2 separate regions of the Mus musculus genome follow, and region 2 is linked to region 1. A link is a loop called in an ENCODE intact Hi-C map of the cell type or tissue named here. Cell type or tissue: heart. All regions are shown on one strand. Each heading gives the region's core, and the rest is flanking DNA. Links, peaks and the distances in the headings are about the cores only.

Region 1 (14,887 bases), core at 4,681-12,680:
CAAGAGAAATCAGCACTGTCCCCACTGAGAACCACAGGGCCACAGGTTGATAGCTACCTATCAACACAGACAGCAAAAGCAACTGTGATGTAGTGTGTTGTTTAAATACTGACGTTTTTTTCCATAGAAATTAGAATTTTGACTTGTAAAATGCCTTAACTACCAGGCACTATCACAAATGCTATCTTACTTTATTAAATGTTAGTGTGTGTGTGTGTGTGTGTGTGTGTGTGTGTGTGTGTGTGTGTGTGTGTGTGTGTGTGAGACTATCCTTGGAAGCCTGAGAGAAGACCCGATTTCCTAGATCTGGAGTTACAGGCAATTGAGAGCTGCCAGATAGGGGTGCTGAAAACCAAACTCCTGCACCAGGAACCAGCATGTGTAACCGCTGAGCCAGCTTAGCCATTTAAAGACCATCCTGGCTGGGGCCGGTGAGATGGCTCAGCGGGAAAGAACACTGGCTGCTCTTCCAGAGGTCCTGAGTTCAATTCCCAGCAACCACATGGGGGCTCACAACCATCTACAAAAAGATCTAATGCCCTCTTCTGACATAGATGTATATGCAGACAGAGTACTCCTACATTTAAAATTGATGATGACGATGACAATGACGACAACAATGATGATGATGATCCTGGCTAATCTTGTAGGCTGCCTGCCCCCATTGGCAGACTGTTAAGCATCCTGTATGGTGAATGATGTGACAGTTTAGTGTCTAACAGTAAGAATCCAAGTAGGTGTTGATTCTGGATCCTAATCCCCTACGATAGTATTAAGAAAGTTCTTGAGGAAAGTCTCATTAACTGTGTTCTGGTTGTTGTTTGTTACTTCAGTTAGTTATATCTCTCCATATAGCAGTTTTCAACCCATGGGTCATGAGGGTTGAACAACCTTTTCACACGGCTCTCCTAAGATCGTCAGAAAATGCAGATTTTTACATTATGATTCATAACAATAAAACTGATCTTATGGCTGGGGTCACCACCACATGAGGAACTGTAGTGAAGGGTTGCAGCATGAGGAGGGCTGAGAAGCACTGCTCTAGACAATGTGACTCTCTTCTTTTCCCCAAGTCACTTATCAAATATACTTCATTCCAAGTACATCAACTGCAGGAGCAGTGTTTTCCAAACACACTGGAATTCCAGCTAAGCTACAGAGAGCTTGCTGTAGCCCAGGCACCCGCCCACTAAGCAATGTAGTCTTGCTTTTGTGAAATACATATTCTGATTACATCCGTTTCATACACCAGGAAATTGAGGCACAGACGTAATGTAGCTAGGGGCAGTCACTTAACAGAATTCACCAAAGGAATTCCAACCATAGGCAAGAAAGACTGAGGGCGGCGGGACAGGGAGAGGGCGTCATAAGACAGGATAAAGAGCCAAGAGAACCCGAGGAGGAGTAACAAATGAGAGGAATAAGCAAGGGTGGCCCCTGGACCCTGCAACATTCCCGGTTCAAAAATGCTACACAAGTTATAAAATGCTTAGAGACAAACATTTGGGGTGGGGGGTGTAAGATGACACATTCAGCCAGTGGGACTTTTGGAAATAGCTTTCAGTCAGTCAACTCAGAACATTTGGAGCTTAGTTCCAAGTGAAGGGAGGGGCAGAGGAGGAAGAGACCAAAGATGCAGGGGAGAAGACAGTCTCTAGAGCCCCCTTCCAGGGGACTGACTCCTGAGTGCCACTCAGCTCAGAGCTACAGGATGGCAGGTCTGTCTCTCTGTTCTATTCCAAAGCCTTTATGTTCACCTACTCTTCTAAAATCTGATAGGGAGGGGACACTGGTAACCCTTCACCCACAGTCTAAGTTTGCCTGCCACCCACTGAACACTATATACTTTGTGCATAATGAAAGCAGCCTTTTAAAATGTGCAGGTATGTTAGCTTCTTAGTGTGATTGCTCCTAAATACCACCTTGGATCTGCTCATGAAAATGCTGTTCAGGAGGCAGAAGCAGGCCAATAACTATGAGTTCAAGACCAGCCTGGTCTACAGAGCTAGTTCCAGGACAGCCAGGGCTACACAGAGAAACCCTGTCTCGAAAAAAACGGAAAAAAAAAAAAGACTGTTGTAGGCTCTGTGGACCCATACACTGTAAAAACGTTTGATAGGGGGCTGAGAGGATAATTCGGTGGTTAAGAGCCCTTGCTGCTCTTGGAAGAAACTGAGTTAAATTCCCAGCAACAGGGTTGGATTGCTTACCCCTCCGGCTCCAGAGGATCTGATGCCCTCTTTTGACCTCCGCCAGCACCTACATGCACATGGAGATTTCACAGAGAGAAATAAAAGTTAAGAAACAGGCTCCGTGGGTAAAGGCGTTTGCTGTTGAGCTTGACAACCTGAGTTCAGGGCCCGGGAGCTGTGATGGCAGGACAAAACTGGTTTCTCCAAGTTGTCCTCTGGCATTTACATGTCTACACATACACATGCACACATAATTAGTTTTAAGTGCTTAAGACTTTATAAGCAGTTGATAACTAGATTTGACTCTCCATAGCTTGCCAACTCAATATAAATTAGTTTACTATATCTAAGGGTAAAAATAACTAAAAATGGAAAATGACTGAGTGTCGGCAAGTATCAGAAATATAAGTACTTGCTAAGTGATCAGAGAGATAAATGCTACCTACCAGTGGATAAAAGGAAAACTAACATTCTTTTTTTAAGCACGAGAGCTTTGCCTTAGGTGTCAAGAGTAAAGAGAAAAAAATATTTTCTGTTTTTGTTTTTTTTTGGTGTTTTTGAGACAGGGTTTCTCTGTGTAGTCCTGGCTGTCCTGGAACTCACTTTGTAGACCAGGCTGGCCTCGAACTCAGAAATCTGCCTGCCTCTGCCTCCCGAGTGCTGGGATTAAAGGCGTGTGCCACCACGCCCGGCAAAAATTAATATTTTCTAAAGAATTATTTATGTGTGTGAGTACACTGTCGCTGTCTTCAGACACACCAGAAAAGGGCATGGGATCCCATTACAGATGTTTGTGAGTCACCACGTGGTTGCTGGGAATTGAACTCGACCTCTGGAAGAGCAGTCAGTTCTCTTAACCCTCGGCCATCTCTCCAATTCCAAGAGAAATCTTTTAAAAAATGATTTATGTAATATATATATATATATATATATATATATATATATATATATATATGAATGAGTGCTCTATCTGCATGTATACCTGCATGCCAGAAGAGGGCATTAGATGGTTGTGAGTCTCCATGGAGTTTCTGGGAATTGAACTCTGCACCCCAGGAAGAGCAGCCACTGCTCTTAACCGCTGAGCCATCTCGCTAGCGCCGAGAAAACTTTTTTTTTTTTTTTGCATTAGTTTTGGGGCTTTTCCCTAGACTATGTATGTTTTAACCATTTCTCTCTTTTTTTAAAAGATTATTTATGTGAGTACACTGTAGCTGTACAGATGGTTGCGAGCCTTCTTGGGAATAGAATTTTTAGGACCTCAGCTTGCTCTGGTCAACTCCACTCAGTTCCTGCTCGCTCTGAGCCAAAGATTTATTTATTATTATACATAAGTACACTGTAGCTGACTCTTCAGACGCACCAGAGGAGGGCATCAGATCTCATTACAGGTGGTTGTGAGCCAACCTATGGTTGCTGGGATTTGAACTCAGGACCTTCGGAAGAGCCATCAGTGCTCTTAACTGCTAAGCCATCTCGCCAGCCCGAGAAAACTAATTTTTTTAAAGGTTTTATTTATTTATTATTTATATGAGTATACTGTAGCTGTCTTCAGACACACCAGAAGAGGGCATCAGATCCCATTACAGATGGCTGTGAGCCACCATGTGGTTACTGGGAATTGAACTCAGGACCTCTGGAAGAGCAGTCAGTGCTCTTAACCGCTGAGCCATAGCTCCAGCTCCCGAGAAAACTATTTTTGATAAACTGGAATATTTAGGACTTGATCTCTGCTTTGAAGTCATGTAAGTTATATTAGGGTGCCCCCCCCCCCCCCCGAGAAAACAAATGAAGCTGAGGTAGGGCAGAAGCAGCATCCCAGAATGGCCAGCCTGGGTCCACAACGTGAGTTCCGAGCTAAGCCAGAGCTACACAGTCAGATCATGTCTGAAAGATTAAATGAAGACTCCTTTATAAAAAAATCATTTAGTAATCTATTGATAAATAACTTTCCCAAAGGAAAAAATAAGCACGAAAATGGGAATGGTTGCCTCCAGGAAGGGTAAATAATAGAAATGATTAGTGTGCAACACTTGAAAATGTACGTCTGACCTTAAAACAAATTTTGAAAGATTATATTTTAAAAATATATGTCAGCAGGAACTTGGTTTCCGCGGCAACCCGCGCGGTACATTGTCTCTTTGTTCTCTAGTTCTATTCTAAAGCAGCCCGCCCCTGGCCCCGCCCCTAGCCCCGCCCACAGCTCAATGATTTCCGCCACCAACTGAGGTCCCGCCCCTTCTCCAGCGAGCCGCTACGCTTCCGGCCCAGCCCGCCACGCAGGAGGCGGAAACCCGTGCGTCCGGCTCCGCCCCCCGCGGCGGAGCGTGTCGTCACTTCCGCCTTTCTCTCTTTCCCCGGCCTGGCTTCCCGGCGCGGATTGTGAGGGGTTCTCTCCTCTACGCGGAATCCGTCGGAACCATGGTGAGCCTAGCTTTCGGCCAAGGACTTAGGCTCCCTGCTCCGCCCCGCTGTGTCCTGCCGCCCCGCTGGTCCTCTTGTCTAACCGGAGTCGCAGGCTCCGAGCGGCCGCCTCCTGGCCCCTCCGCACATGGCTCGGGCCGGGCATGAGGCCTGCGTGGGACCGGGTGACCGAGCTCTCCGCGCGGGACGGGAAGGGGGAACGCACACTAAGTCAGCATCTCTTTGTAAGATCAGGGCTGTTTCTCGGCTAGGGGACCTTGGCGACCCCCGGTCCTCACCCCAAGTGAAGAAGTTTCTAGCAGGACCTGCTGGCTCCGCCCTCTTCGGGGCGGGGCTGGAAGGGCGAGTGGCCGTGCTTGCCTGCGGAAGATGGAGGGTAGCTAGGTAGCTATGTTGGTCCGTGCTCGACCGGCCCAATGTTGCCTTTAGTTTTGCCATTCAGACCAGTGGGTCGGTGTGATGATTTATTCCTGGCGCCCATATGAGCGTCCCTCTCCCCATTTAAGTAAATACCCCACTCCCAGGACGGATTCCTGAAATTAGATGGTAAACCAATTTTCCTTTAGATAATCTACTTCCCGATCTAGTGAGAGGCCCTGGACGGGTGTTAACGAGTACTGGCATTCAAACGGCGTGTGTTGGCTTCCTCTCTTAGGCTTCCCTTTCCCTCGCACCTGTTAATATCTTCAAGGCTGGAGCTGATGAAGAGAGGGCCGAGACAGCTCGCCTGGTAAGCCCGTCTGTTGCTTTTAAATGATAAAATCCAACGCTTTGTGAGGGTAAATTCTGACCGCCTTTTCTGATTTTTCTTTTATAATTTAAGTCGTCGTTTATCGGTGCCATCGCCATTGGAGACTTGGTGAAGAGCACTTTGGGACCGAAGGGCATGGTAAGAAAGATAGGGAATTTTTAGAAGTTTCTTTTGTTTGTTTCTAATTTTGCTTTCCTGCGGTCTTGCGTAGTAGTGGCTGGCCAAAATTTTAATAATGGTTTAAAGCCTTTGGTGTAAATGTAGATAGTAACAATGTTCTTATTTATGTTTTTTAATCTAAAACTTACAAATTATAAACCGTTCTCCTGTGTTACCATCCCCAATCTCACATCCCTCTCCAGTGGCAGCAAGTGTTACCATTTACAAAACTTGCTGGTATTTTTCTTTTCTTTTTTCTTTTTTTCTTTTTCTTTTTTAGATTTATTTATTATTATATCTAAGTACACTGTAGCTGGTATTTTTCTGTTCACTTATAGGTAAGTTTATCATGTTACATATTTTTGCAACACATTTTTAAAGTAACATACTGTTTTTTGTTTATGTGTATCTGCTTTTAGTGTGTTTAACTGTCATATAGTGTTCTGGGATATTTGTTTCCATTGCTGTCTTGTGACAGTGTAGCAGAGCTAGTTTGTATTGCCTGTATGTCTAAGCTTTTTACACATTGAGGTTTGGTTGTAGGATACATGCATAGAAAACATTTAGTAGCCAACTAACTATCCAGAGGTTTTGGTATCTGCATGTATTCTTGAAGAAGTACTTAGACCTTAATTTGACAGAAATATATTTCTTTTCAGGACAAAATTCTCCTAAGCAGTGGACGAGACGCCGCTCTGATGGTGACCAACGACGGTGCTACCATTCTCAAGAACATTGGTGTGGACAACCCCGCAGCAAAGGTTCTAGTTGGTGAGTATAAGATTTGCTTGTTGTTATTTTCCAATAATTTATTCCCTGATAGGCTGTCAGCTACTTAAGTGATGGCCATTGGCATTTATCGCTAGTCAGATGAGTGTCAGAAGTATCATTGTTACCCATAGTCCACGGGGGGCTGCTGCCACCACAATTTTTAAATGGTACAACTCAGTCTGGCTGAACTGCCAAGTCCAAGTGGGCCCTTTCTTGGTGAGTTCTCTTGCTGTCATAATGTGACAAAAGGCCTAACTTGGTGAGACAGAAAAAGATTAGGGGTTAATTTACATGAACTCGTGAGGCACATTCAAGCTAAAGTATTTAACGGTTAAAGGTCTTCCAAAATTTTGTCAGGTGCATATTACTAATGGAGTTTACGCTTGTTGTGGAAGTTTTAAGAGAATTTAGTAATGTGGAGAAATAATTTCACTTTTTCCTAGATATGTCAAGGGTTCAAGATGATGAAGTTGGTGATGGCACTACCTCTGTTACTGTCTTAGCCGCAGAGCTGCTCCGGGTAAGAGTGCCTGACGCTTCCACCTTAGTATGGGGACTGTGGTTTGAGCAACAGTGGAATCCTTTCTTTCTTTTGTGTATCTGTTTATTGGCAGGAAGCAGAATCTTTAATTGCAAAAAAGATACATCCACAGACCATCATCTCAGGTTGGAGAGAAGCCACAAAGGCAGCAAGAGAGGCCCTGCTGAGCTCCGCTGTGGATCATGGGTTGGTGTACCGCAATCCCGTGGTGGGAAAGTCTAATCTAGAGAACCGTGAGAAACACATGTGACCATTACCTCGATACACTTTGTCTTCCCTCACAGCTAAAACACAGGCCGCCCTCCTATGAACCTTTATTCTTGGGAAGGTTTAGCTTTATGATGTAGGACACTTGTTACTCGAGATATTTCTAGACGTGGAATTGCTGAGTCTAAAAGAATACACATGTTTAGTTTACTTCTACATTACCAAATAAACCACCAGAAATTAATTCTGTTTGTGCTGAGGGACAACACTGAGTGGGCCTGGGCTTAGGGCTCACCGAGTTTGGTGCTTTGATGGGAAAGACGGGATCCCATTGTTCACTTGTTCCTAGTAAATCTTTAAGAAGTCAAGGATACTCAGTGGATAATTTTAATAACAAGCATGTCTTCTTCTGTTTGGTTTTATTAGTTCTGATGAAGCCAGATTCTGGCAGGACTTAATGAACATTGCAGGAACGACATTGTCCTCAAAGCTCCTTACTCACCACAAGGACCACTTTACTAAACTGGCCGTGGAAGCGGTTCTCAGACTGAAAGGCTCTGGCAACCTGGAGGCGATTCATGTCATCAAGAAACTAGGTGGGAGTCTGGCAGACTCCTATCTAGATGAAGGTATGTGTGTATGCCGGAACGTACCCATTGATCTCCACCCTGACACTACTGAGGCAGAGAGCTTGTCTTTAAGGACCACTTGGCTGCTTGGGCCATTGTAACAATTTGTCCTGTTGCGGTCTGTGTGCTTCATCTTCAACACCGCTGAGCATTGTTTGCTTTCTAGATTTCAAACAGGAAGTCTCTGCTAATAACAGAAATTACAGCTTTACCAAAAGCTGTTCCCAAATGCTTTTTCAGGATTATATGTGTTTTCCCTAAGTCAAATTAGCAGGTTGTTGTAGATAAAGGAATTTTTGTCTGATATTTTATTGGCATTTGTGTAAAATTTTAGACTTGTTCTCTTAAGTGTTTTGGCAACATATGTGCACTACATGCATAAGTGGTGCCCATGGAGGTCAGAAGAAGGAACCAGAACCCTTGGCACTGTAGTCAAGATGGCTGTGAAGCCACCATTTGGTGGAACGTACCCATTGATCTCCACCCTGACACTACAGAGGCAGAGAGCTTGTCTTTAAGGACCACTTCAGGAAGAGCAGCAAGTAGAATCTCTTCAGGCCTTGTTGTTTTTTAAGGTAGTCTTGTGTAGCTAGCGAGTGTGTGTGTGCGTGTGCATGCGTGTGCGTGCTCGCACGCAGCCAAGGATGCCCTTAGTCTTCTGTCCCTTCTGCTGCTCTCCCAGGCTGTGATTATGCAGTACTGGGGGATCCATCTCGGGCTTTGTGAATGCTAAGTAATTATCTTTTAACTGAGCCACATTGTTAGCCCCAGGAACATTTTCTTTTGCGTGTCCAAGGTTATTTTAATCATGTGCATGTTTGGTCTGTGTATGGGTATGTGCATGCCAGTGGCCAGAAGTAGCAGCTCCACTCTGGTGGTTACAGGCTGGTGCGAGCCCCCAGTGAGAGTGCTGGGAGCCAGACTCAGGTCTCTGCAGTAGTAAGCACTCTTAACATCTGAGCCATCTCTCCAGCTTTTTTTTTGTTGTCGTTTTGAGAAAAAAATATTTCCAAAGTTATGTGATTAATGTATGAGTACATTGTAGCTGTACATATGGTTGTGAGCCTTCATGTGGTTGTTGGGTATTGAATTTAGGACCACTGGTCACTCTGGTCAGCCCTGCTCGCTCAGGCCCAAAGATTTATTTATTATTATATCTAAGTACACTGTAGCTGTCTTCAGCTGCACCAGAAGAGGGCGATCTCATTATGGGTGGTTGTGAGCCACCATGTGGTTGCTGGGATTTGAACTTAGGACCTTCAGAGGAGCAGTCAGTTCCCTTAACTACTGAGCCATCTCTCCAGCCCATCTTAAAGGGTTTTAAAAAGAATCAAGTTGTGCTTTGTAAGCTTGTGTCTACAGTGATTTGGAATCCTGGCTTTTATGTGTGTCCTGTGCCATTTACTTACGGAGTTGTGAAAATATTTTGGTTCCGTTGATCTGCAAGGTCTCTCTAATGTTTCTAGTGGTCTGCCAAGTAGGGCAGCCTTGTAACAGAGGCTCATACTGCTGTGTGTGTGCGCTCTATGCCAGGAATTGTAGTGGAACCTCGATCCTGTAGCTGTTCTAATCATCTGCTAAGTGATGGCAAGCTGAATAGAGCAGAAAGCCCAAGGTAGGGTTACTGAGCCAAACGTTTGTCATGTGTCTTAAGCCAGTGCAGATGTCAGTACCAGGTCATGTGATGGCAGCAGATCAGCACGGCTAGAAATGGCATCTCTCCTTGAGTTGTGCATGATTTATATGTGAGCATCTGGTCGACCCCAGCCATAGCCTAAGGGCAAGAGCAGGATTGGGAGCAGGTTTATGTAGTTGTGTTGTTTTTGTGTTGTCCAAGGTGGTTCCATTTTCCTAGCTGTCTTGTTTATTTTAGTGAGGCTGGGTCTCTGTTATGTTGCCCTGGTGGTCCTGAAACTTGCTGTGTAGAACAGGTGACCCTGTCTCTGATTTCCAGTTCTCACTGCTAGTTTTGCTGGTTTTAAGCTAGTAAAAGTGAACTTAAATGTGTTTACATTGTGAGCTGTAGCCTCTGATCTGGTGTGTGTGTGTGTGTGTGTGTGTGGGTGTGTGTGGGTGTGTGTGTGTGAGTGTGTGTGTGTGGGTGGGTGTGTGTGGGTGGGTGTGTGTGGGTGTGTGGGTGTGGGTGTGTGTGTGGGTGTGTGTGTGTGGGTGTGTGTGTGGGTGTGGGTGTGTGTGTGTGTGTAACAAAAGTTTCAGGGTGATGTGGTTTGTGTCTGTACTGATGCTGTAGCGTTGCCTGTGTGTATTCTCTTTTTTAGTTGTTTCTTTGCTTTATTAAGTTTATGGGTCCTTTGCTATGTGTATGCCTGGTGCCCGTGGAGCACAGGATCCCCCAGAACTGGAGTTACTGAGGGTTGTCAGCCAGCACGTGCTGTGCAGGTTTACTAATGCATCCTTAAGTTTATTACCATCTTTATGTTTGTTGTAGGTTTTCTTTTGGATAAAAAAATTGGAGTAAATCAACCAAAGAGAATTGAAAATGCTAAAATTCTTATTGCAAATACTGGGATGGATACAGACAAAATAAAGGTGCGTGGCTACATTTCTTGACAGGCTGTTGCTGGTGCTGTTAACGTAGGAGTCAGTTACACCAAGCAGATGAGACACCTATATACACTTTGAAGCGTATGTTCGTAGAAACGCTGAAGTACGTACGGTGTATTTTAAGAGGAGTGAACCTTACACTGCCTTTATGTCTTCAATCTTAGATATTTGGCTCTCGGGTAAGAGTTGATTCCACAGCAAAGGTTGCAGAGATAGAACATGCAGAAAAGGAGAAGATGAAGGAGAAAGTTGAACGTATTCTTAAGCATGGAATAAATTGCTTTATTAACAGGTGTGTAACCTAAAGTTACTTTTTTCTCATAAAAATTGTATTTCCTATCAAGTTACTTATTGTTAGAAACTGCTGCACACGGTTTTACTTAAGATTGCAGAGTGTGGCAGTTCCTCCAGGCTGCTGCTCGGAGGACTGTTAGCTTCCGGGCAGGTCTCTGTGTTCTAAGGTTCCTCGGTCCTTTATTTTCACTGTCCTCAGCCTCACACGGAGTGCTTGCTGTGGATGGAGTAAGGCTAACATCATGCAAAGCCCCATGAGTGTTAACAGTGAGGTAACAGTGATCTAATGGAGGTGACGCCAGACAGGTAGAACATACTGGGGATTCAGTTATGGAGGTCAGGACAACGTGTGGGATTGCAGTCTCTATCGTTTGAGACTCAAGGATTGAGCATAGATAGTGAGGCTGGATTTTTTATTTCCGGTGAAGTAAAAGTGCTTGCAGGTTTGTGTTGTAATGTAATTCAGCTTGACAAGGAGCCATTTTGAGCATAACATGTATTTTATTTTCAGACAGTTAATTTATAATTACCCTGAACAACTCTTCGGCGCTGCTGGCGTCATGGCTATTGAGCATGCGGATTTCGCAGGTGTGGAGCGCCTCGCTCTTGTCACAGGTATGGAAAATGCATACCTTAGGAAGTGCAGTTTCCAGTACGTTACTGTGCAGTGCACTGAGAATAGGAAGAACCCCCTTAAAGAGTTGAGAGTATATACTTTGAGTTAGGCCTTTAATTTCCTTACATTGTTTGAAGACTTAGATTGATTGATTGATTGTGCATGTGGATATGTGCCCTGCTTCACCAGTGGAGATCGTAGCACTAATGTTTTCCTCTTCCTGTGTGGGTCCTGGGTCTCAGCTCAGGTTCGAACTACCTTGCTGGCTCCTCTATACCATTACAGGCAATTCTCTCTGTACTTGAGTTTCTCAGATTTTTGGGTGTGGAGTGTAGTGATTGACTGTGTATGATGAAATGACATAGGGTAGGACCCAAGTCTAAATATGAAATACATTTCTGTCAGATGTGTATACTCACGCAGAGAGATTGTCAGATGTGTATACTCACACAGAGAGGTCGTCAGATGTGTATACTCACACAGAAATGGTTTACGCAGCGCTTTTGGTTGATATGCAGTTTTACTGGCCTTTCACCTGGGCCATTTTCATTCTTACAGATGCACATTTGGGGTTTCCGTTTAGGAATGCTTAAAGTGTATGCCAGATTTTACGCGCACGCACACACATGTGTGCATGCACACACCACACGGTTTGCCATGACTCTAGAGTGATGTTTCAAGACAGTCCATTCTTTCTCACAGAATAAAGACTTTACTTTCTGGGCATGAGCAAATCTGAGCTTAAAAGAAGAGTCTCGAGTATTAAATCTTAAGTTAAACCTTAGTTTGTTTTGCTGAATGCTTAGCTCCTTATGCCCCGTGTGAGGTAAAGTCAGTGACCTTTAATGACGACATCGTGCCCTTCAGAGCGGGTCAAGTATGTACCTTGTGCTTGATTTGACATATCTTTTCTAAGTTTCTAATTTACAAAATTACGGTAAAACTATTTAAATGAGTGAATCAATTCTGTAACAGCCTCAAACCCACAGATGTGTTTCCGGTGATGTTCGCAGGTGGTGAGATTGCCTCTACCTTTGATCACCCAGAACTTGTGAAGCTTGGAAGTTGCAAACTTATTGAAGAAGTTATGATCGGGGAAGATAAACTCATTCACTTTTCTGGGGTTGCCCTTGGTGAGTGACTGTAAATCTTGGCTTAAGGACCTAAGTCCTTGCCGACCTCTGGAAGTGGGAAAAAAGTTGTAGGACTGGAGAGATGGCTCAGCGGTTAAGGACCTCTGGTTCTGAGTTCAAATCCCAGTGACCACAAGGTGGCTCACAACCATCTGTATGAGCTCTGATGCCCTCTTCTGGTATGAAGTCAGCGGCAGTGTACTCATACTACATAAAGTGAAACTTTTTTTTTTAAGGTTTCTATAGCACTGAAATAGATATCCTATAGATAGATACCCTATAGATAGATACCCTATAGATAGATATCCTATAGGTTGTCGAGATGGCTCTGAGTGGAAGTGCTTGAAACTTGAAGACCTTAGTTCCCTTTCTGGGACCCTCATGGTAGGAGGAGAGAGCCAACTCTCACCTTGGACTTCCATGCATATATGCACCCACGCACATACATGCATGACTAAGGATTATTAAGTGGACTGGATATATGTGTCTTATGAGGGCAAATATAAATTTTTTTTAATTAGGTATTTTCTTCATTTACAAATATAAATTTTGAGAGAGCCTATTTTATGTTCTGTTTCAGTGTCTTAAAGTCAGGTTGATACTTGCTGCCTTTTGAAATGTGTACATTTAGCATAGAATTTTTTTCTTCATCACTCAGAACATTTATGAACATGGATTTTTGCAGAGAAGCATTGCTACCAAAGCCCAAGACTAGTCGAGTCGTTACTTACTAAGTCGTTACTTGGAGTGCAGATGATGCTGTGGTGAGTGGCTAGACGGTCACTGATTGACGTTTCTCCTTAGGTGAGGCATGCACCATTGTGCTTCGTGGTGCCACTCAGCAAATTCTGGATGAAGCTGAACGATCTCTGCATGATGCTCTTTGTGTTCTTGCTCAGACTGTAAAAGATCCTAGAACAGTTTACGGGGGAGGTAAGCATTTCAAGAATGTTACATACTTTGTTTCTTGACAGTAGGTCCGACTTAGATGTGAACATCTTGGCTTTTATAGAAACAGAGACGGCAGAGTGCATAACAAGTTCTGGGTTACATTTGTAGGCTGCTCTGAGATGCTGATGGCCCATGCTGTGACACAGCTTGCCAACAGAACCCCAGGAAAAGAAGCTGTAGCAATGGAGTCGTTTGCAAAAGCCCTGAGAATGGTAAGCTATGAAGAGAGAGGTGAACATACATTTCATGGGCTTGATTTTAAACTGAATATATTTTTGTGTCCTAGAGAAAAATTTTTCTCTTTGCCTTTACAAAACTACAGTAGTCCACAATGTTTTATATTTTGATTCTACATTTTATACGTAATCATGAATCATTATTAAGAAACAAACAGCCAAGCAGGGTGTGGTGGCACACGCCTTTAATCCCAGCACTCGGGAGGCAGAGGCAGGTGGATTTCTGAGTTCGAGACCAGCCTGGTGGTCTACAGAGTGAGTTCCAGGACAGCCAGGGCTACACAGAGAAACCCTGTTTCGGAAAAAACAAACAAACAAACAAACCAGACAGCCAGGCATGGTCTTTACCTATAATCCCAGCACTTGAGGTTGAAGCCAGATGTGAGACCAGCCCTGTCTGTAAGAGCTTGTCTTTAAGAAGAGCAACAGGAAGCAGGCTTTCCCTGTAATTCAGCTGTCTCTCTAGGTTAGAGGCAGTGTGGTCCTTGGTGGTTATTCATCACTTTGTTTTTTTTTTTTTTAAGTATAGAATAGAGTTTATTCTGGGCATAGGGAGGGGAGTTAAGAGGGAGAGAAAAGTGGGGAGATGGAGAGAGTAGAGAAGTAGAGTCCAGCTATGACCACATGGAGGGAAGGGGAAGGGAATCGGTGGAGAGGGGGGAGCAAGGGGCAAGCGGCAAGAGTGAGAGTTGTTTGTCCCTTTCATGTTGCAGTTGCCGACCATCATAGCCGACAATGCGGGCTATGACAGTGCAGATCTGGTGGCACAGCTCCGAGCTGCTCACAGTGAAGGCCATATAACTGCTGGACTGGGTAAGAGACAAATGGACTTCTGCAGCCACTTTGGAAAGTAGTTTTCTTCAATTAGAAATAAGTCACACATACATCCACTTTGTATGTCTGTATGGACACGCACATAATGCACTGGGGTCCCACCCCCTTCCCTTTTTCTTTTCACACCTTTTCTCCTTCACTGAACCCTTTGTTCCCAGGTCCCTGTCCTGCTCACGCGGGCTATAGGCACCTTATCCAGGCTGTACCCTGAGGAATAAGATTCATCCTTCCCCAGTAGCCCTAGCAGCTTTTCCGTGAGGATGGGATCTTAGGAGCCCCTTTCTCCCCAGGATGGAATGTTAATGTGCCTAGCTGTGTGCAGGTGGCCACTGCTGCTGACGTCACGGGTGCACTGGGCATCTCAGGTCCAGAAGGCAGCATGCCAGAGCACTCCTTCACCCCTTAGGTTCCTTCTACCCTGTTCTGTGGTGCTCTCAGAGACCTGGTTAGGGCCGCGCACTCGGGCATTCGCTTCCTGGACTTGGGCCCGTTACCAGACTCCCCATGGACTCTGCCCACTGCAGGCAGCCCTGCCCCATGCGTCTACACAAAACCCCTTAAAAGCACTTGTGTGGGCTCATTGT
Region 2 (14,887 bases), core at 4,213-12,212, 320 kb before region 1:
CACGTGGTTGCTGGGAATTGAACTCAGGACCTCTGGAAGAACAGTCTCTCTTAACTACAGAGCCATCTCTCCAGCCCTCATTTTTCATAAAGGAAAAAAAAAATCCAAACACACTCTATGAAGCCAACATTATTTTGATACCAAAGAATGGGTAACGGAAAATCAACAGAAAAAAAAAAAAAAAAGAAACTAGGTTCAGCCTCCCAGTGATTACAGATATAAAAGTCCCTGGTGTAATATACTTTCAAACTGACTTCAACAGCATATTAAAAAGACACAGAGCCGGGCATGGTGACGTATGACTTTAATCCCTGCACTTGGGAGGCAGAGGCAGGTGGATTTCTGAGTTTGAGGCCAGCCTGGTCTACAAAAGTGAGTTCCAGGACAGCCAGGGCTACACAGAGAAACCCTGTCTCAACTCACCCCCCCCCAAAAAAAAACCCATAAAGTTATTTGTTTGTGTTCGTGCACACACATGTGGAAGTGTCATATTGCACATGAAGAGGTCAGAGAACAACTTGTAGGAACAGGTTCTCCCCTTTTAGATCCATTGTCAGGCTCAGTGCTAACTGGCCAGCTCCAAAATCTGTAGCTGCTGCTGCCGCCTCCTCTTCCTCTTCTTCCTCCTCTTCCTCCTTCTCTTCTTCTTCTTCCCCTTCTCCTCCTTCTCCTCCTTCTTCTCCTTCTTCCTCTTCTTCTTTGCCAATAATAAACTTGTGAGAAAGAAGTTAGAAAACAATTCTATTTAAAATTGCCACACATACCTCCCTCCAAATGTAAAAAAGGAAAAGAAAAGGTCCCTAGGAATAAACATAACCAAGGAGGAGAAAGACATCTGCAATGAAAAAATTAACTGCTGGCGGGGATGGAGGATGCTGCTGGGGTGGTGGTGCAAACTGTGAGTCCCCGCACTCAGGGAGATCTGCCTGCCTCTGCCTCTTGAGTGCTGGGAATAAGAGTGTGTGCCACTACCAGGAGGCTAGTTTATTTAATGATTTTTTTTTTTAATGGAGGCAGGGAAACACATGGCATGGCAGATGTGGAAGACAGGACAATTTGTGGGAGTTGGTTCTCTACTTCTACCATGTGGGTTCAAGAAACGGCAGTCAGGTATGGGTCAGGTGCTTGGCTGAAGATAGCTTCACTCACTGAGCCATTGCACTGGACTGAAGTATAGGAAAGGTATCCAGGCCAGCTTCTGGCTCAGAGTGAAGACTTGAAGAGTCATTGACCTGCAAGGGTCCTCAAGAAAGCCTCATAGACATAACATAGGACTGACAGGGGATCCACCAGCTGTTTCAGGCCCTCTCTGGTCAGGGAGGAGCAGCTTGTAACCCTCCATGGTTGCTAGCTTAATAAACCACTGTCTTAGTTGAGGTTTCTATTGCTGCAACGAAACACCATGACCAAAAAGCAAGCTGAGGAGAAAAGGGTTAATTTGGCTTATACTTCTATGTCTCCATTCACCACCAAAGTCAGAGCAGGAACATGGAAGCAGGAGCTGATGCAGAGGCCAGAGAGAGGCGCTGCTTACTGGCGTACTCCCCGGGGCTTGCTCAGCTTGCTTTCTTACAGACCCCAGGATCACCAGTCCAGGGACAGCAACACCCACAATGAGCTGGGCCTTCCCTCATTGATCACTAATTAAGAACACACCTTACAGCAGGATCTCATGAAGGCACTTTCTCATTTCAGGTTTCCTCTTTTAGATAGCTCTAGTTTGTGCCAAGTTGACAGAAGACCAGCCAACACGGCCACCTTCTTCAAGGTGCTGATCTGTTTTTCAGACAAGGTGCTCAACAAGGGCTTAGCAGGGCCATCCACACTGACGCTTCTGCTGCCTCCGCTGCTAGATGATTTGCAAGACTTCTGTGGAGTGGGTGACCTCAGAAATAGAAACTGAGGGTAGAAACAGATTTCTGCAACCCTCCCCTGGAGGAGCCAACACTTACTTGTGTGCCATATTCTGGGTCTCAGTGGAGGATATGTATACACACACACACACACACACACACACACACACACACATATATATATATACACATATATTTTTTTAAATTTTTTTTTTTACTGGATACTATTATACTAGATTGGAGCTCTGGCTCCCTGTAGACAGGCACCGGGTGACCAGGTCCTTGAATTGATGCACACCACTCCTGAAGGGGGAAAATGGGATAAAGATGCAAATCCAACAGCCATCTGACTCTGACAAAGATGCCAAAAACCCTACAGGGGAGAAAAGACAGATTTGTCACCAAACCAACCGTTCTGGGAAAAAATGAATATTCACCTACAGAAGAGGACAATTACATCCTTGTCTTATACCTTATAGGAAAGTCAATTCCAAACTATTAGAGGCCTTCATTTAAGTATGAGCTGAACCTACAAAAATACTAGAGGGAAATACTTCGAGATACAGGGTTCAAAAAGACTTTCTGAAAAGGACTCTCATCCTCAGAATAAAAGCAAGAGTGGCATATAGGCTTGAATAAAATAAAAAAGCTTTTGTGCCGTAAATGAAAGAGCCAAGTGTGGATGAAGAGGCAGCTGACAGAATGGGCGGCAAACCTTCCTAGTTCTTTTATCTTACTTGGAATTAATATTTAGAATACAGAAAGAATTCATAGAATTAAAGGATATACAAGTAGTATCTAAATATGTGAAAAAATGTGCTCAATATCTTTAGCCACTAGGGAATTGCAAATTAAAATTACATTCTGGGAGGTCGGCAAGTTATCATGGTAGGTAAAGACACTTGCCGCCGCTGAGGCTAACAGACTGAGTTCGACCCCTAAAATCCACAGGGTGAAGTGGGTGAGCCAGCTCCTCGGGTCCATGACCTGCCTCTGAGTACACTCCATCTTCCCCAGATAAACTAATGAGAGCTTTAAAATTACATAGGAATTCTATTTCATACCCATTAGAATGGCTGTCATCAAGAAGTCAAATAACAACAAATACTGGCAAGGTCATAGCGGAGGGGACCCCAGTACATCACTACTCACAATAGCTAAGTTATGGCATCAGCCTAAGTATCCCTCAACAGATGAAAGGATAAAGAAAGGGCTGGAGAGATGGCTCCATGGTTAAGAGCACTGACTGCTCTTCCAGAGGTCCTGAGTTCGATTCCCAGCAACCACATGGTGGCTCATAACCGTCTGTAATGGGATCTGATGCCCTATTCCGGTGTGTGTGGAGACAGCTACATAAACATAAAATAAATAAATAATTCTTTAAAAAATTAATGTTAAAAAAGAAAGGATAAAGAAAAATATAATGAACACAAAGGAGTTTTATTTGGCCATAAGGAAGAACAAAATTATGTCATTTGCAGGAGAACAGTTGTAGGTCACATTAATAAAAAAAAAAAAAAGCCAGATTTGAAAATCAAATATTCTGTTTTTGCTCATATCATATGTGGAATCTAGATATTAAAAACAATTTAGGCTGGGCATGGTGGTGCACGCCTTTAATTTCAGCACTCAGGAGTCAGAGAGAGGTGGATCTCTGAGTTTGAGGCCAGTCTGATCTACATAGTGAGTTCCAGGACAGCCAGGACTACACAGAGAAACCTTGTCTCGTAAAATCAACAAAACAAAACAAAACAAAACAAAACAAAACAAAACAATTTAGGGCTGGAGAGATGGCTCAGTGGTTAAGAACACTGACTGCTCTTCTGGAGGTCCTGAGCTCAATTCCCAGCTACCACTTGATGGCTCACAACCATCCATAATGAGATCTGATGCCCTCTTCTGTTGTGTCTGAAGAAAGTTACAGTGTACTCACATTTAACAATAAATAAATCTTTTGTTTGTTTTTTTGTTTGTTTTTTTGTTTTTTTCGAGACAGGGTTTCTCTTTATAGCCCTGGCTGTCCTGGAACTCACTTTGTAGACCAGGCTGGACTGGAACTCACAAATCTGCCTGCCTCTGCCTCCCAAGTGCTGGGATTAAAGGTGTGTGCCACCACGCCCGGCAACAATAAATAAATCTTAAAAAAATTTTTTTAAAGACACTAACATAGAAGGTAGACTACTCGGGAGCGGGGAGGGGACCAGCAGAAGGAGGAAGGGACATACAAGTGTATGAGAACAAAGTATATGATATTTGTGTATAAAAATGTCATAATCACCGAAAAACCAGAAAAAGAAAAAAGAAAAAGAAAAAGTCATAATCAAATCTCATAGTTTTTACAATGAATATATGCTACTTAAAAATGAGACCATTAGTTGCTCTCTCCTTTGATTTGTAACTGGAACTAAGACAGCTGCCCATTTTCTTGCACGTCATTTTGAACCCTGGAATGCGGTTGCTGCTGTGGTATGGCCGCATAGGTGAAAAAGGAGAGAAGCTCTCTTGTATCTTTGAAAGTAGGTAGATGTGTCACAGACCAGCAGGTCCACCTGACCACTTCTTCCTGACTCTCTAATGGACTTTGGTAAGCCTTTGGCTGCTTAGTTTTTGTCCATTTGACACAAGTCAGTGTTACTTGGAAAATGAGACCCTCAATTGAGGAACTGCCTGCTAAGATTGGTTTGTGGATTTTATATGTGTGTATGTATTATGCATACATAATACACACATACACACATATCATATATATATATATATATATATATATATATATATATATATATATACATATATGTGTATATATATATGAGTGCTCTGTTTTCATACACATAAGAGGGCATCGGATGCCATTACAGAGGGTTGTGAGCCACCAACTGTTGCTGGGATTTGAACTCAGGACCTCTGGGAGTCAGCCAGTGCTCTTAACCACTGAGTATTATCTCCAACCTCTGTGAGAGACTATCTTGATGACAAATAATGTGGGAGGGTCCAGCCTACTTTGAGAGGCACTGTCCCTAAGCAGGTGGACCTGGCCTGTATAAAAACAAACAGACAAAACACCACCACCACCACCACCACCACCACCACCACCACCTACCTGAGCAGAAGCCTGTGAGCAAGCCAGTAAGCAGTACTTTGCCATGGTTTCTGCTTCAGGCTCCTGCATTGAGTGTCTGTTTTGACATCCCTCAATGATGGAGTGTGACCTGAAAGTGTAATACAAATAAATTCTCTGTGGCAGCTGTCCTTGGTTGTCACCCTCTGTGATGGCTATTCTTTTTTTTTTTTGTTTGTTTGTTTGTTTGTTTGTTTTTGGTTTTTCGAGACAGGGTTTCTCTGTGTAGTCCTGTCTGTCCTGGAACTCACTCTGTAGACCAGGCTGGCCTCGAACTCAGAAATCCGCCTGCCTCTGCCTCCCGAGTGCTGGGATTAAAGGCGTGCGCCACTTCGCCTGGCTGTGATGGCTATTCTTGACTGTTATTCTGACTCCATTTGGAATGAACTAAAGCCCAAAAATATCGTAGGGATCTTCTATTAAATCGAAGTGGAAAGATCCACTTCTAATCTAGATATTTGAGGTAGGAAGACTCAACTTTAACCCAGATCTTTTTTGATCAAATATTTATTTATTTATTTATCTATTTATTTATTTAATGTATACGAGTACACCATTGCTCACTTCACACCAGAAGAGGGTTTCAGATCCCATTACAGATGGTTGTGAGCCACCATGTGATTGCTGGGAATTGAACTCAGGACCTGTTAGAAGAGCAGTCGGTGCTCTTAACTGCTGAGTCATCTCTCGAGCCCTAATATCCAGATCTTTTGAGGTAGGAAGACCCGCCTCTAGTCTGGGCCACACCTTCTGCTGGAAGCCAATATAAGAGCATGGAGAAAGGAAGCTTTTACCTTTGGCTGCTTGCTCTCGCAAGCAAAAGGATCGCAAGTCCATTCCTACTTCTTCTGGATTCTGGTATGTATTGAAGAGCAGCTGAGATATCCAGCCTGAACTGGATTCTCAGACTTTCCATTCATAGGAAGCCACAGTCGGACCACATCTCTAGTACATTCTACTAAATCTCTTTTCTAGAGATTTAAAGAGAGTCATTCTACAAATTCTCTTACTCTAGAGAACTCTGAATAATATACCCTTTCTTTCCTAAATTGCTTCTGGTTAGAGTGTTTTATTACAGCAACAGAAAAAAAAAATAACTGAAGCAGCCTTGTAAAACTTATATTGAGCTTCTGACCTCTAGAATTGAGGATAAAAAAAAAAATCTGTATTGTTTTGGTCTCTAACATTGTTACTAAGTTGTTACAGTAGCAATAGGAAAATAACACAGGGAGGTGAAAAAGCCATTTATGTGCAACATGTAACTTCCTATTGCATTTCTCCTAAGGACATTTGGACTTTCTGTACTATGTAGTCTTGAGACAAAAAGATTTTAGAACCTCCATCAAGAAATTGAGATGAAGTCGGGTGGTGGTGGCACACGCCTTTAATCCCACCAGAGGCAGAGGCAGAGGCAGGCGGATTTCTGAGTTTGAGGCCAGCTTGGTCTACAAAGTGAGTTCCAGGACAGCCAGGGCTATACAGAGAAACCCTGTCTCGAAAAACAAAACAAAAATAAACCCAAAAAACAAAAAACAAAAAACAAAAAAAAAAAAAAAAGAAAAGAGGGTAGTAGAGGCAGAGAAAGGCAGAGAGATGGAGAGAGGTAGAGGCTGGCCATGGCCACGTGAAGGGGGTGGGGGAGGGAAGGGAATGGGGAGAGAGGCAAGAGTAAGTGAGTAAGAGACAAAAGAAGCAAGAGCCACAAATATTTTAAATTTTGAAAATTGCTAAGTAAAAAGGTACTCTGAAGTTACAATTGAAAAAAAATGGAAACATTTTATTTATTTATTTATTTATTTATTTATTTATTTATTTATTTATTTAGGTCTTTTTGAGACAGGGTCCTTCTGTGTAGCCCTGGCTGTCCTGGAACAACTCACTCTGTAGATCAGGCAGGCCTCGAACTTTGGAGACCCCAACTGCCTCATCCTCCCGAATGCCACCACTGCCTGACATCAAAACATTCTTAAGATAGTGTGTGAGCAATCACCTGGCAGAGAAGTAGAAAGGATGGGGCCTCTATAGTAAGAGTGAGTCTGCTGTTGAGGGAATTATCAGATCTCAAAATGTAGCTGAGGGATAAAGCTGAGTTTTTGACTATTTTGGTTCTGGTTTTTGAGACAAGAATTTCTCTGTGTAGCCCTGGGACCACCGCTACTCAGCATTCATTTGACTTTTTTTTTTTTTTCCTTTCCCTGAGACAGGGTTTCTCTTTGTGGCCCTTGATCTGGAACTCACGCTGTAGACCAGGCTGGCCTCGAACTCAGAAATCTGCCTGCCTCTGCCTCCCAAGTGCTGGGATTAAAGGCGTGGGCCATCATTGCCCCGCATGCATTTGACCTCTAAGTAAACAAAATTTAGAGTCTAGGATTTTTCAACAGCGGTGGCCATCGTTAAGTCCCGTTTGTACCGTGGTCAATAGCGCTGGATTCTCTTCCGGGGTCAGGGTCTGATTCCCAGCACCCATGTAGTGGTTCATAAACCTGTCTAATACCAGTCTTAGTCGACTGATGTCCTTTTTTGCGCGCTCCCAGGACACTGCACACATGTGTAGTACACAGACTGTATGCAGGCAAAACACCCCGATGTATAAAAAAGGAATTTAAAGAAATGTTTATTCAGATTAAGAGATTAGTCTCTGTGACTGCAACCAAGATTTTACAGACATCTCAAGCATAGATGTTTCTTTAGGTTTTTGATGATTTCAGACCAGTCTGCATCTGGTATTTTTGTTATTATTATTATTTTGGTTATTGTTTTGCTTTTTTGTTAATTTGTTTGGCAGGGTGGGGCTGGAAGTGAGAGCAGTCAGAGGTGCTGAGTAGATCAGAGGACTACTTAAGAGGATTTGGTTCGGTTCTCTCTACGCTCCTTGAGAGCGCTGTGGGAACTGAATTTATATCAAGCACACAGGCAGCTGAGTGACCTGGTGAGTTTTTGAACGGGAAGGAAAGAAATAGGTGGAGCCGTTGGAAATGGAGAGAGATCTCTGAATCATATATCGGCGTCAAAAGGTGTGCACTTTTACGAGCCATGTAACCCCAGTTAAATAACTTATGCTCTACGAGTCCTTAGTTCTCTCATCTGTAAAACGGGATGTTTGGACCTCAAGCCACCGTTTTAATTTCCCTTCTAGCTCAGCATTCTGAATCCAGGAGTTCGTTGATTTAGGATACATCTGCTCTGTTGTACGTGCTCTAAAAATGAGGATAGAATCCTTTGAACGATGGCTGGAGAAAACCTACAACAGAGATAAAAAGGTAAAAGCAAGGGCAATGGGGGAGGAAGGGGGAAGAGGAGGATGTGAAGGAAGGAGCGGAAAAGATGCTTACAACTGCATAAAGATAAGAGATGCAAATATGCTATATGCAAATAACTCAAAAAATTCAGTTGTCTGAAGAAGCAAGAATAAGACATTGGCCAGGACATCATATCTCGCTTTTAATTGCGTACACATAACTCTCATCTCTCGAAACCTTGGAAGCAAAAAAAAAAAAAAAAAGTAGGAAAAAAATGAAAACGCAAATATATAAATATCTATCTCTCTCTATATAGATGTATATATATCTATATCTCTCACTAGATAGATCTCTCATCTATAGATATGTAGATAGATAAATAGTGCCAGAAGCAGTTTGAAAAGACAGTCTCTGAAAACAAGCGGGTTCCATGGCATGCGGTATGGCGGGGTAGCACAGGAAATCACGCCCCTGCCCCAGCCGCGGCTTAATCCTGCACACAAAGGAACGAGTTAGCGCCTCGGAACCGCCGCGGACCTTCGGCGGGGTCCCCCGTCACCAGCAGCGGGCCGCTGCGCCCTGGTCTCCGCCCCTCGGAAGTGACGTAGGGCGCCCCGCCCCCACCGCCAGATCCGCTGCTGCTGCCTCGGCGGGCCGACCTGCAGGAGGCGGCGGCGGCGGCGGCCGAGGCCGAGGGAAGATGGCGGACGGTGTGGACCACATAGACATTTACGCGGATGTGGGTGAAGAGTTCAACCAGGTACGTGAGGGTCCGGGCTCCGCCGCCGCCGCCGCCGCAGACTGTGCCGCGGCCCGGACGCCCGGCTGACCAGGGCCGCCGCGGGCCGCGAGCCGGCTTCGCTGCAGACCGTGCGCCCTTGGCGCCTCCGGGCCGCGCCGCCGTGCGCGACGGCCCCTCAGCCCTTGTTCTCGCGCGTCGTTTTGCGGGCCGCGGGGCTCTGGAGCGCGGGGCCCGGTCGCCCTGCAGCCGCCCGCCCGGTTCCTCCGGACGGTCTCCCGCTCCATTGTTGGCTCGGTGGCGGGCGCTTCCCGCCGAGCTAGGCCGCGTGTGCGGGGCGGGGAGAACGGGCCGCCGCGCCCCCTCCCCCGCGGCCGGCCAGAGGGGAAGCCCTGGCCCGGCCGCGCGCTCGCCCGCCGCCTCCATCCCGGCCCTGCCGCCTCGGGTTCCGATTCCTCCTCCCGCCGCTCCATTTTGTGTCTCTGTCCGCGCACGGTCGCCTCATGGAAGGCCGCGTTCACAGCCCTTTGTATCCCGCGCGCCCGCTCTCCCTGGGCTCCCGCTCGCCTTTGCGACGGGTTTCGGCGTGGCGCCCGGTTCCTTGCTCGCCGGTCCCCTTAAGGGAAGGCTGCTTAGGTTTGGTTCCATCCGCAACAAGTCATCTGACTTTTGGAGCCACCGATCGCATTTAAAAGTCGGTGCGTCGGCCCGCCTTGGTCATCGAGGGTTTGCAGTGCCTCCGAGGCCCAGTCCTTGGCCTTTGTGAAGCGAAATATCGGAGAGGATAAATGGCTTGCGCCAAAGACTTGGGAGCGCGGTGGCTGGACAGAACAAAAAAGATGGTGGTATCCTAGCTTAACAGACCGGAGAGACTGAAAGGGAGACCGGCCACTCGGAATCGGAATCCTGGGTAGCGTGCCTGACAAGTCGTTGTGAACGTGACTGTAGTTTGAAAGCGAAGTGTTTGCCCTGTGGGCTCGACTTCACGGTTTGAAAGGCTGGAGAAAGTGAGACGTGTAAGGTTTTCCGGTCTCACCCGCCTGGGATGCCTAGAACCAGCGTCTCATGATGAATAAATATCCTTGGAAGGGTCTGCTTGCCAGGGTTTGGATCGTCTAGCCTCTTACTGCCCTCTAAATATTTTTTTTTTTTTAGTGCATTTCCTATATTCACGGTTTTCAAATTTACACCCCACCATATTAAAAAATTCTAAGGTACGGATGAGAACCTGAATAAAATGCCATTGGTTTGTATGGCGTTTTCCCTCCATTGTTTATGACTAGGGATATAAGACTTGAACGAAACAGTGAAAACTCTTAAATCCTTACTGCTTCGTTTTTCAAGAATGACTGTGCTTTTGGCTTAAATGTTAGAAAAGAAAAGCAAATTGTCGTAGGATTTTAATTACTGCTGACAGAGTTTCTCTGTGTAGCCCTGGCTGTTCTGGAACTCATTCTGTAGTCGAGGCTGGCCTCGAACTCAGAGAGATCCGCCTGCCTCTGCCTCTGCCTCTGCCTTCCGAGTGCCTGGAGAGGTTAAACTTTTTTGACCTCAACGAGGAACTACTTTGTAGGCCTCTTTTTTATAACTGTAGCTTTTCGTTGACTTGGTACTTTTAGCATTGTATCTAATACGTGGTTGTGTACTTTTACAAGTAAAATCTTTGTAGGTTTAAGTAGATTAATTGGGAGATTTAAGTAACTTTTCCCAAAATACCTTGTTTGCAGCTCTGGATACTGAATGAACCCAGGGCTTTGCACATCTGGCTAAGCATTCGACCCTGAGCTATAGCCTCGCTCCGGAGGCATTACTTGTTACTGTTTTCTTCGTATAATTGACTTTTATGATTTGCTTGCTCTGAATTTTGAACAAGAAAAGTAGCCACAGAAAGGTTGCCAGTTATCTTAAGATTTGTTATATTTTCTGTGTTACTGTCATTGATTACCCTATCATTCTGAGATTCTACCAGAATTAAAAGCAACAACAAAATTATTTATTGATTTAATTTTCTGGTCCCTCCCTCCCTCCCTCCCTCCCTCCCTCCCTCCCTCCTTTTTGTTAGGTTTTGTTTTTGGGTCCCCCCCTAGTCCCCCAGTCTTGTAGCTTTGTTGACTTAGAACTTATTGTGTATCCCAGGTTTACTTTTTTTTTTTTTTTTTAATTTATGATTGCACCACCTGCTGCCTCCCCCTCCCCAGTGCTTGGATTGTAGCCTGTGTCTGGCTCCTTTTTCCCTCCTTACCCTTACCGTTGGGAGTTTGCACTCAGGTCTTTGCACATGCTAGGCACTTTACTCCTCTGCAACATCCCTAGTAATCTGGTCTCTCTTAATAGATGGTAACCTTATTTCTACTCGCTGCTATAGTAACCAGTGTGATTATTTGACTGTAGTTGAGCAAAATATTTTTCAGAACTGATCATTAGATGTTTTAAATTATTTTGAGTTTTAAACATTTATAAAAGTTAAGTTTTGTATTATTATTTACTTTTTCTTTCTTTCTCTGTCTTCTTTTTTTTTTAACAAACATTTTTTAAAAGATTTATTTTATGTATATGAGTACATACAGATGGTTGTGAGCCTTTATGTGATCGTTGGGAATTGAATTTAGGACCTCTGCTTGCTCTGGCCAACCCCACTAGCTCCGGCCCAAATATTTATTTATTATTATAAGTTCACCGTAGCTGTCTTCAAACACACCAGAAGAGGGCATCAGATCTCATTATGGGTGGCCGTGAGCCACCATGTGGTTGCTGGGATTTGAACTCAGTACCTTTGGAAAAGAAGTCAGTGCTCTTAACCACTGAAGCCATCTCACCAGCCCTGTCTGTCTTCTTTTTTAAAAAACCTGTATGAGTCTTTTTTCCTGCATGAATGTCTTCACTAGGTGGGTGCCTGGTGCCCAAGGAATCCAGAAAAGGGAGTCAGACTTCCTGGAACGAGAGTTATGAGGCCTGTGATCAACCACATAAGTGCTAGGAGTTAAATGTGAGTGCTCTGAAGAGCAGCCTGTGCTCTAACCATTTAGCCATTTCTCTAGCCCCTAAACACATCTTTTGTTGTCTAATGTGAGCTGCAGTTTTAATTGTACTTTGAAACTCTGTCTAGTCATTAGTCTCTTTTTACTATTTAAAATGGTATACTTTTAAAAGGCTTTTTGTATTTTGGCAAAGCACAATAAATTGCAGAAAGTATGAGACTGGAGTATTAAGCTTTATTGCGAGGTAAGATGAGACTTAGGTTGTTAGTGTATTTGCTTTCTTTACTAGGTAAAAAATTTTTTTTAAAGATTTGCCAGGAGGTGGTGGCGCACGCCTTTAATCCCAGCCCTTGGGAGGCAGAGGCAGGCGGATTTCTGAGTTTGAGGCCAGCCTGGTCTGCAAAGTGAGTTCCAGGACAGCCAGAGCTACACAGAGAAACTCTGTCCCGAAAAACCAAAAAAAAAAAAAAAAAAAAAGATTTATTTATGTGAGTACACTGTGGTTCTCTTCAGACACCCCAGAAGAGGGCATCAGATCTCATGACAGATGGCTGTGAGCCACCATGTGGTTGCTGGGAATTGAACCCAGGACCCCTGGAAGAGCAGTCAGTGCTCTTAACTCAGCCATCTCTGCAGCTCCTTTACTAGATAATGTTAAGAATGGAGAATAGAGATGAGAAGGAACAGAAACATGTCTTCTTGGTTCCTAAAAAGCTTTTAGATGTGGACAAATTGAGAAGTTACTCATTGGAAGGAGAATTGTGAACTGCTCCTGAATCTACATTGCTTGTACTAACTTTAGAGTTACACAGAAGCAGCAGTTCTTCCCACCCCAAGATGTACTTATTCTTTCATGTTTATGGATTATTTGCATGTATGTATGTGTACCTTGTGCATTTCTAGTGCTCACTCATGGAAGTCAGAAGAGGGCATCAGATCCTCTGGAACTGGTTATAGATGGTTGTGAGCTACCATGAGGGTGCTAGGAACTAACCAGGTTCTTTAGGCATGCTCAGTTTATATTCTATATAATCAAATAATATATATTTTGTTTATCTGGGGGTCAGTCAGAAGCAGTTTATGTAGTTTAGTGTCTATTCTATCAGATTGTGGATAGCAAGAAGCACTCATTCAGTTACCTGCTCATCTAACTCTAAAACCAAATGGAGGCAATGGCTGGGGTTGGGGTGCCAGTTTGTAAGTAAGGTTTAGATGTCCCCATAAGTCTAATTTTATTGAATGAATCATTTCACTTAATACTTTTCACTATATTCACTATAAAGCAACTACTGGTTATTCTGTGAAACTTTATTATATGCTTAATGAAAATGGTTTAAAGATAAATCTATAGGGGCTGGAGAAATGGCATAGTAGTTAAGATCTAATGTAACATTTTACAAGAATTATAAAATTAATACACTTAGCATACCCATAATGTGATATTTTCTGTATCCTAGAATTCACCTGGAATCGAAAATCCTGGCAGGTTGAAATTGGACTTGTACTGCATCTGTACAGACTTCTTCCTATTATTCCCTAAACCAACACAGTATAATCACTTTTTTAATATAAACATTTACATTGTGTTAGTTTAAAAAAATCTTGAGATAATTTAAAGTATGTGAAAAGATGTATAGCTTATATGTAAATACTGTAAAACATTCTGAGTAGATTGGAGATATATGTTGGAACCAGTTTCTTGCTACTGGGTTTTTCTCTTACACAGCATTGAATACATTTTGTCATGTAGAGTATAGCTCCCCTTTTCTTATAGTGAAATAACTATTCTTTAAATGGAATGACTGATAATGCTTTTTTTTTTAAGATTTATTATTATATCTAAGTACACGGTAGACACACCAGAAGAAGACATCAGATCTCATTACAGATGGTTATGATCCATCATGTGGTTGCTGGGATTTGAACTCAGGACCTCTGGAAGAACAGTCAGTGCTCTTAACTGCTGAGCCATCTCTCCAGCCTCCCCCCCCTTTTTGTTATAGGATTTTTTTTTTAATAGGTGCTGTCTTTTACTGGTAGAACCAATAGTGCACAAGTGGTATTAACTGTGATTCTAGGAACACCCAAAACAGTGTTGTGCCTATTAGGGAAAAGGATAATCCCAATAATGGTATATATTATATACAGTTTATCTGTAGTAGTAAAAATTATAGGGTATGATTGGGTGAAATTATGTAAAAATCTTTAAGGAAAGGAAATATAGTGCTAATGAAAAAGATTAAAACACTGCCTTAAGAAAATGAATGGGATGTTGGTCAATTTTCTATCCACCATACCTTTAAGTGTATTCTTTGGGAAACAGTTTTATGTATCTTGTAGGAGGACAACAGTCATCCTGTAGTGCAAAATCTTGAGAAAGCAAGCCCCCCCCCCCCTTTTTTGGCCACAAAGGCTTGTTTGCCTGTATCCCAGGCTTGCTTCTGCCCCAGCCTCCCAACTGCTAGGATTACTAGGGCCATCAAAGCTAGGTGTACAACTATTGCTGGATTTTGATGCCTTGCTTGCTATTAGAATGATTATAGTGGGGGGCTCAGTGGTTAAGAGCACTGACTGCTCTTCCAGAGGTCCTGAGTTCAATTCCTAGCAACCACATGGTGGCTCACAATCATCTGTAATGAGATCTGATGCCCTCTTCTGGTGTGTCTGAGACAGCAACAGTGTATTCATATACCCCCCCCCCAAAAAAAAAGTGATTATAGTGATTCAGAATAGTAGGGATTGAGAAAAATTACTTTGTTACTCTTAACACAAACCCTAAGAGCTGTTCTTTTGTTGTTTTCTTTTTTTCTTTTTGTTGTTGTTTTGTTTTTTTTTTGTTGTTGTTTTGTTTTTTGTTTTTTTTTTTGAGACAAGGTGTCACTGTGACCTGGAAACCATTATGTAGACCAGGCTAGCCTCAAGCTCACAGATGATCTGCCTGGCTTTGCCTGCAAGTGCTGGAT

Evidence for each region. Hi-C counts contacts between places; a loop is a spot of excess contacts. Peaks named below come from ENCODE experiments on the same cell type or tissue, not always from the same donor. Only the 100,000 strongest peaks of a DNase experiment are listed, where the experiment ranks them.
Region 2: a loop joins it to region 1, with 2.2 times the contacts of the local background. A loop is called at or near these places in 5 of 42 quality-filtered maps.

What each region holds. Positions count from the first base shown.
Region 1 is chr10:117,053,435-117,068,321 of GRCm38, reverse strand. Cct2 (chaperonin containing Tcp1, subunit 2 (beta)) reads left to right here and starts at 4,470. Exons shown (of 16, transcript NM_007636.3): 1 at 4,470-4,616; 2 at 5,272-5,346; 3 at 5,440-5,505; 4 at 6,186-6,297; 5 at 6,741-6,817; 6 at 6,912-7,024; 7 at 7,472-7,674; 8 at 10,124-10,224; 9 at 10,404-10,531; 10 at 11,045-11,148; 11 at 12,163-12,282; 12 at 13,087-13,215; 13 at 13,342-13,445; 14 at 14,183-14,282. The coding sequence starts at 4,614. In heart, for the core only: CTCF peaks have their summits at 4,920 (motif pointing left), 8,856 (motif pointing right) and 12,462 (motif pointing left); a DNase peak (open chromatin) is centred at 4,851; H3K4me3 peaks cover 1,085 bases; H3K27ac peaks cover 864 bases.
Region 2 is chr10:117,370,919-117,385,805 of GRCm38, reverse strand. Cpsf6 (cleavage and polyadenylation specific factor 6) reads left to right here and starts at 8,833. Exons shown (of 10, transcript NM_001013391.2): 1 at 8,833-8,967. The coding sequence starts at 8,908. In heart, for the core only: a CTCF peak has its summit at 8,847 (motif pointing right); DNase peaks (open chromatin) are centred at 8,815 and 9,695; H3K4me3 peaks cover 3,540 bases; H3K27ac peaks cover 2,515 bases.